Linked DNA regions of Homo sapiens: all the other regions are linked to region 1. The links are chromatin loops, found by intact Hi-C in ENCODE. Cell type or tissue: gastrocnemius medialis. All regions are shown on one strand.

Region 1 (2,500 bases):
TTGCCACTAGCTGAACCCAACAGGAAGCTAAGTGGCAGAGAAGTGAGGGAAATACAGCCTGCAAAGAAGGACAAGGGAAGGACCTGGGGGCAAACATGCCCCCATGTATATAATGAAAACAAGGCTTATTCTCTTCTGATTCATTCAAATTCCGTTGCTTAATCATGGGAATCATGGAATGGCATTTGGTCAAGGAGTAATTTTCATGAGATGGTTTGGTAATTTTCTGGACTTCATTTTATTTTTCATTATTTTATGAGCATGTAAATCAAAACAGATGATATCACCTCATCTTTCTCAATGGCATCAGTAACAGAACAAAATCAAATGAAAGTGCTCCATAAAAATGAGCACTGCCCAAGTTATAGTGTGTGCGGGCTGCTGCCCACTACTCCCTTCTCTGAGTCATTCCCCGATGTGACTTGGCAGCCCAGCTCCATCAGCTCTGTGGTTGAAAAAAAATGGGTCATTGCACTGCGACAAAAGGACATTCATTGAAAATACAGCAATTAAGAAAAATTTGAGCTCCAATAGTCTCAAATGACCAAAGGAAGCTTGTACTTGCAGCGTGTGGGTGCCAGCAGCAGGCAGACCAACAAAGCAGCAGGAGTTCCACCAGCAGCCACCAGGGACACGTCTAAGAATTCTATCAAACAGAAGGAAGTGGCTGAACTCCACTGATGCAGGGGACAGGAGGCCTTGGAAAAGGCTGTTTTCAGCATTACTAGCATTTAATTGAAACATTCTGGAACCTGTAGTCCCAGGACCTAAAAATAGGGCATCACAACAAAAGACTCAACAATAACGTTTTTCCTTATGAAATTTTATTTTTGCTTAAATATAGGGGAATATATAGGACACTGTAAAGGCAAAGTCTCACTGGTTTCTCTCTCTCTCACACACACACACAGAATTGGAAGAGTTCATAAATAAAACAAATTAGCAAAAATGTTGATGGTTGTTGAAGCTGGATGATGGGTACATGAGTGTTCATTGTATTAATCTCTCCTACCTTTTGTTTTAAAATTTTTATTAAAAAGGGAAAATGTAAATGTTGATTTCATTGGATACATGTTTTCCCTAGTTAGTCTTCCTTTACACTGTTCATTTCATTGTCACTAGGCTTCACCATGTCTCTGTGTCGTGGGACCCAGCAGCATGCAGATATTGCCAAGTGTGCTCTGATTCTGTCTGTACTTATGTGGAAAGCAGAAGCCTGCTCTGGCAGAGGAAGGGCGGTGTCCAGGCAATAGGCATAGGAAATGAGTAGGCAGCAGGCTGAAGAGGGTGAAAAAAAACAGGGCAAGAGCAACCCCTCCACTGAAATGCACTGGGAAGGGGGACTTAGATACTAACACAAGTTCAATTCAAGAAGCATTTATTGAACCGTCCTCATGAGCCAGGTCAGGGTGTTCAGCACTGAGCGTGTCAAGACGAAGACACATAGCCTCTAAGTGTCCACCATCTACAATAGCTAATGTTTAATTGTCCTTAAAAGTTGAAGAATGTTGACTGGATTGTCTGCAAATCAGTCATGTGAGTAGTGTTAATCTAATGAAGAAGAATCTTAAAAGACAAATTCTCCAAATGCTGCTGCTCCTGCATCCTGCTGCTCTACCTGCTGTGGGGAGGAGGTGAGTGGATGATACCCAGCTTCCTTTCGTGGCAACAACACTTAAAAAGTAAGGTGAGACTTTGCTTTTCTAGAGAGTACTGAGATGGTCAAGATATGCACTGTTGATGGGCTAATTTTCAGTGTTCATAGCACAGCACATAATGCCAAAGTGGAACACAGTGAGAAAGAGATTCATGCCAATCCCTTTTGGGAACAAATGTCTGAAAAATCACAAGGGTCACTGGCTCTGGTCTCGCTTGGTTCTGTCACTGTGGGGAATGGGGGATGGAGGAGTGAGGAAATACGCCAGGATTGATAATGGTCAGTGAAATGCCTTGCCCATCTAAAGCACTGCTCCCCTCCCCCTTCTTTTCCTTCTTAACAGCTGGCCCGAAGAACCTAAACTTAGCAAGGGCGAGGTGTAGGAAACTAGATAGTGCATTCTACAGTTGGATAGGAAATACTGGGCTCAATGTGTTTAAGGTTAAGATTAATTCCTCACTTCCTCCGAATCTATTTTAAAAACAGAGCAAAGGATGGCATATGCTTTCTTCTAACAAAATGACAGATGATCAAAGGATAAACATGATCTGCATGTAAAACCCTCTGACTACTGCCATGGCCCTTTGCCTACAGATTAAAAAAAAAAAAGCAGTATTTTATCAATGTGGTTAAAATTTGGTTGTCTGTGTTTATTCAGAAAACTCAGTAGTGGCAACAGCCAGAAAAATAGTGAATCATGATTGGCTAAATTGAAACAAGCCAGTAGTAGAACAAAGGAAAAACTTAGTGGTACTCTGCTCTTAAATGTCTGCTTCACAGCAATGAACAGAGACCACAGCCTCTCTCTCTGCAAGAGGGAGCTTGAGGTTCAAGTCTGAGACT
Region 2 (2,500 bases), 58 kb before region 1:
AAGAAATATTTAGGGCAATATCAGATGGATGAGGCAGAGCACCCTGGAGCAACCGGCCGCAGCCACAAGGAAAGACATGGAAGTATTGGCCGCAGCAAGTGCCAGAATTGAAGGCTACTTGCTCAGCCATTGCAGGAGGCTGTCATTTCTGACCTGGTGTCCTCACTGGCTGTTTCCCCAGAGAGAATGGGAGAGTTCTAAGGGAAATCCGGGTGTCTCAGAGGCTCCTCTGTATCACTGCTGTTGCCCTCTGTCAACCTAAATAACCAACAGAGAAAGCCTCTCTAAAAGAAAGTGGTGCTTATTCAGGAAAAGGGCATTGCAGTATGGGAGCCACAGTAAACAATGTGTGTATTCAGGGAGATAAGAGGTACTTAAAGAAAAATGAAGATGATTACTTTGACAACTTTCACACTTCCAATAGCTGGGAAGAGACCCTAATCTCAGGACTCTTCAGGGTCTTCTACAACCTCCATATTCAGACCTACAAACAGCAGGATCTTCCAGGACCTCCCATTCTGGAGTAATTGTTTATAAAGGGAAAGTCATACAGCACAGTGGACCTGGAGTTTGAATTCCTTTCCCCTTTGCCACAGCTGCGAAGCCCAGAGATGCCCAGTAGCCATTTCACAGGGTTGCTGTGAGGATAAATGAGATGTTGCACATAACGCATTTAGCACAGAGTCCCACGCACATGAAGTGCTCAACAAAGTTAGAGAGAGTGCCAGCAAAGATGCTCACTGACGCAACCAGGGACTGCTCCAATTCCTTCATTGTCACTATGAAACTCCTGTACACATTCTGTGGAAGAAAAAAGCCTGCTGCTATGCTTGCACCCCATGACCATTAAGTGGCCCTAGAAGACTTCTACTGCATGTGGAGGGGTCAGAAGGGCGGTGGCTGTTGCTTCAAGAAGGGGGAACGGGAGCATCTGGCAGTGACGTCCCTTAAAGCCAAGTGGCAGCTGATTCACACAAATGGTATTTGGATAGAGGTGGAAGGAGTAAGAGAGAAGCCTGCCCCTGCCTCCCAGAAGCTGGCTCCTCTCTCATCATTACAGCTGCCATCTTTCATCATCCAGGCCTCCCCCAGATGTGGCAGACAACTCACCCATAGAATCTCCTCCCACACCAGGAACATGTTGAGACTTTGTTGCCTGTTCCTGGCACTCTTAGGATCTGTGCTCTGGTCCCTTGCGTAAGTGGCAGAGAACAGCACCAGAAGAAAAGGGGTATGGGGAGATTGAAAATTGTTTTTGATGCAGCTGGAGAAAAAAATACATTCGACATTTAGGTAGATATAGTATTATGGCAAAATAAAATACTCATGTTTAGAGGAGATCCATGTTCACAGAGAAAAAAATCACAAGTTGCAACAGTTAGCAACACAAGGCTCAATCCCTCCACTTGTACAGCTGCTTCCAGCGAGTCATGGCATTGTTGGCTCCAGCATCAGGGGTACAATGATGGACACAATGAAAATTAACTCATTTCATTTAAAGTCAGAATATAACTTCAGCAAAAAAATTAAACTTCCTTTGGGTATTTGCACTACATTTTTAAAATATAGAAATTTCCAAATATTTTTTTCTATGTTCACGTCCAATTGCTTTTTCAACATCAACAAAATTCCACTTGGAAATTGTTCTGCTGTCACACTGCCCCTTCAGAAATGGTCCACAGGTTAGTGGTGCTGAATTCTCAGCTCACTCTTAAAAGTTCCCTGGAGGAACTCTAGCACTCATTTCCAGTGGCTTCATATATGAATCTAATAACAATATTTATATTTGGTATGTGGATAAGAAAATATTGTTTACCTCGAGTCCCAGACCTTGTGCTAAGCACTCTACAGGTGTCGTCTAATTTTGCAGGTAACAAACATGGGAGAAGTTCACATCAGAGAGCTGGTAAGTAGGGAAGCTGGGATTCAAACCTGACCCACTTCTTTGCAAATCTTAGGTGACCTTGATAGAGTTAGACGGGCATGTTTCCTCATCATGAAGACTCCAGTTTTTATAACTGTCTCTATGTCCACAGTGTCTGGCATATATTATTAGAAGCCCCCCCCAAAAGTTTATTCTTAGTCATTGGTTTTACTTCTTTAAGTGGGACACACCTGCATTTACCTCCTCCTACCGTATTCCAACTCCATAACCAAAGTAAAGCACTCCACATCTGTAGCTCTCTCTCTAGAATTCTGGGAGTAAGGTTGAAATCTAAAATAGGAGTTCTACAAAAACAAAATGAACACTTTTTTTTTTTTTTTTTTTTTTTTTTTTTTTTTTTTTTGAGACGGAGTCTCGCTCTGTCACCCAGGCTGGAGTGCAGTGGCGGGATCTCGGCTCACTGCAAGCTCCGCCTCCCGGGTTCACGCCATTCTCCTGCCTCAGCCTCCCAAGTAGCTGGGACTACAGGCGCCCGCCACTACGCCCGGCTAATTTTTTGTATTTTTAGTAGAGACGGGGTTTCACCGTTTTAGCCGGGATGGTCTCGATCTCCTG
Region 3 (2,500 bases), 98 kb before region 1:
AGAATAGATTTTTGTTAGAGACATCACTGAGATCTCAATGTCTTTGCACATTCTTCATCTCACATAACTCTCTCTCTACTCAGTTTTATTTCTCAAACCTTCTTCCTCTGTAGTAACCATTCATGTCTCTGTCCTCTTCTTGGTCTCATCTCTCTCACCCAGCTGCATGTACTTTTGCACCAGTCTTATAACATCCAATAACTTTATTTCTGCATTCTTGCAAAAGCCTGACTCCCAGATCAACTCCATTTTCTCTTCGCCCCCTAAAAGTGGGAACTTCATATGATTTATCTCTATGCCTTTGTGCCCTGTACAAATGTCTATAGAGAGAAATACAAAAGCAAAAATTGACAAATGGGATCTAATTAACTAAAGAGCTTCTGCACAGCAAAAGAAACTCTCAACAGAGTAAAGAGACAACCTACAGAATGGAAGAAAATTTTTGCAAACTATGCATCTGACAAAGGCCTAATATCCAGCATCTATAAGGAACTTAAACAAATGTACAAGAAAAACACAAACACCATTAAAAAGTGGGCAAAAAACATGAGTAGACAATTCTCAAAAGAAGACATACATGCAGTCAACAAGCATATGAAAAAAAGCTCAACATTACTGATCTTCAGAGAAATGCAAATCAAAACCATAATGAGATACTATCTCATATCAGTCAGAATGGCTATTATCAAAAAGTCAAAAAAAAAAACATGCTGACAAGATTATGGAGAAAAAGAAACACTTATACACTGTTGGTGGGAGTGTAAATTAGTTCAACATTTGTGGAAGACAGTGTGGTGATGCCTCAAAGACCTAAAGACAGAAATACCATTTGACCCAGCAATCCCATTGCAGGATATACACCCAAAGGAATATAAACTGTTCTAGTATAAAGACACACGTACACATATGTTCACTACAGCACTATTCACAATAGCAAAGGCATGGAATCAACCTAAATGTCCATCAGTGATAGACTGGATACAGAAAATGTGGTACATATACACTGTGGAATACTATGCAGAATGAGATCATGTCTTTTGCAGAGACATGGATAGCGCTGGAGGCCATTATCCTTAGCAAACTAACGCAGGAACAGAAAACCAAATGCCACATGTTCTCACTTATAAGTGAGGGCTAAATGATGAGATCACATGGGCACACGGAGGGGAACCACACACACTGGGGCCTATCAGACAGTGCAGGATGAGAAGAGGGAAAGGATCAAGAAAAATCACTAATGGGTACTAGGCTTAATACCTGGGTGATGAAATAATCTGCACAATAAACCCCCATGACACACGTTTACCTATGTAACAAACCTGCACATGTGCCCCGAACTTATAACAAAACTTTATATATATATATATATACACACATAAATTCAACCTAAAAAAAGAAAGACAGGAGAGAAATACCTTGAGCCATGCACACACATAAATAAATCCATTTTGTGACATTAGTGGTATAATGTACACATGAGCAAAATTAACTATGTATCCAGAAAAGCATTACCCACCTACCAAACTTTAGCCATGCCCATTCACTCTAACCCAAACGGCTCCCTTCCCATCCACTGTTTTATAAGGGAAAATATGAAGTAAAACCCGTACTGTATAGACTAAAAGCAACACAGGGTCAGGGATTGAGTTTCATTCACATTTGAATACCCAGCATCTACTACAAAGTCCAACATTGAGCAGACAATGTGATGATTTAAATAATTGCTTCACTTGCACAAATTTCCATGAAAACAGAAGCAAACAGAAAGTAGAGGGGCTATAAAATTACCAAAAAGCAAATAATCCACAAACTAATCAGACTAAAAAATAACAGAAATTTCGTTGTTTTAGATGTTTCATTTTAAATAGAACAACTTTCAGTTCAAAATAATACAATCTCATTTTACATTTCTAGGGCCTGCCTTGTTTTTTGAAAGCACTTTTCCAGTCATTTCCTCATGCAATTTGCCATCTATCCACTGAATTTGGCAGCAGGAACGGGAAACTTCACCGAATCTGGAATTAGGACAGTTGGACTCAAGTCCTGTCTTCACCACTTCCTGTCTGTGTGACCTTGAGAAAAGCCCTTTAGCCAGGGCACATATCCATTTCCTCCTCTGTAGAGCAGTGATAAGATCTTATTCTTCCTGTCTCATAGACATGAGGATTGGGGAGGCAGTGGGGAGAAGGAAGGAAATAATCTTACCAAGTACCCACCATGTACCAGGCATTTAAATATTTTCATTCTCACCATAATCCTGCAAAGAAATTCCACAATTTCTTGCCTATCAGATGAGAAAACAGATTCAATAAGTAAAGTAACTTTCCCAGGGTCAGTGTTGTTAAGTGCCAGAGCTGGGATTCAATCATTTCTGCCTGATCCCTGATCATGAAACCATAATGCTGCCTTGATATGTGTAAAACATTTTAGTTGCTATTTAGTATATTATTGCACATGTAAGTATCCGCTGCTATTGCTATAAGTACAGAAGCCAGAGGCA

Evidence for each region. A loop is a pair of places that touch in the nucleus more often than their neighbours do. Peaks named below come from ENCODE experiments on the same cell type or tissue, not always from the same donor. Only the 100,000 strongest peaks of a DNase experiment are listed, where the experiment ranks them.
Region 2: it touches region 1 in a loop (2.7-fold over the local background); 4 of 110 quality-filtered maps call a loop at or near these places.
Region 3: a loop joins it to region 1, with 5 times the contacts of the local background. A loop is called at or near these places in 10 of 110 quality-filtered maps.

Annotation. Positions count from the first base shown.
Region 1 is chr1:108,049,102-108,051,601 of GRCh38, forward strand. No RefSeq gene overlaps it. Among named protein-coding and RNA genes, the nearest start is that of LINC02785, 14 kb to the right of the region's middle. In gastrocnemius medialis, no CTCF peak of the experiment used is centred here; DNase peaks (open chromatin) are centred at 520 and 1,230; H3K27me3 peaks cover 273 bases.
Region 2 is chr1:107,990,857-107,993,356 of GRCh38, forward strand. The region is part of intron 1 of VAV3-AS1 (VAV3 antisense RNA 1); the gene reads left to right. Among named protein-coding and RNA genes, the nearest start is that of VAV3, 27 kb to the left of the region's middle. In gastrocnemius medialis, no CTCF peak of the experiment used is centred here; a DNase peak (open chromatin) is centred at 1,045.
Region 3 is chr1:107,951,117-107,953,616 of GRCh38, forward strand. The region is part of intron 1 of VAV3 (vav guanine nucleotide exchange factor 3); the gene reads right to left. Among named protein-coding and RNA genes, the nearest start is that of VAV3-AS1, 12 kb to the right of the region's middle. In gastrocnemius medialis, no CTCF peak of the experiment used is centred here; no DNase peak of the experiment used is centred here; H3K27ac peaks cover 474 bases.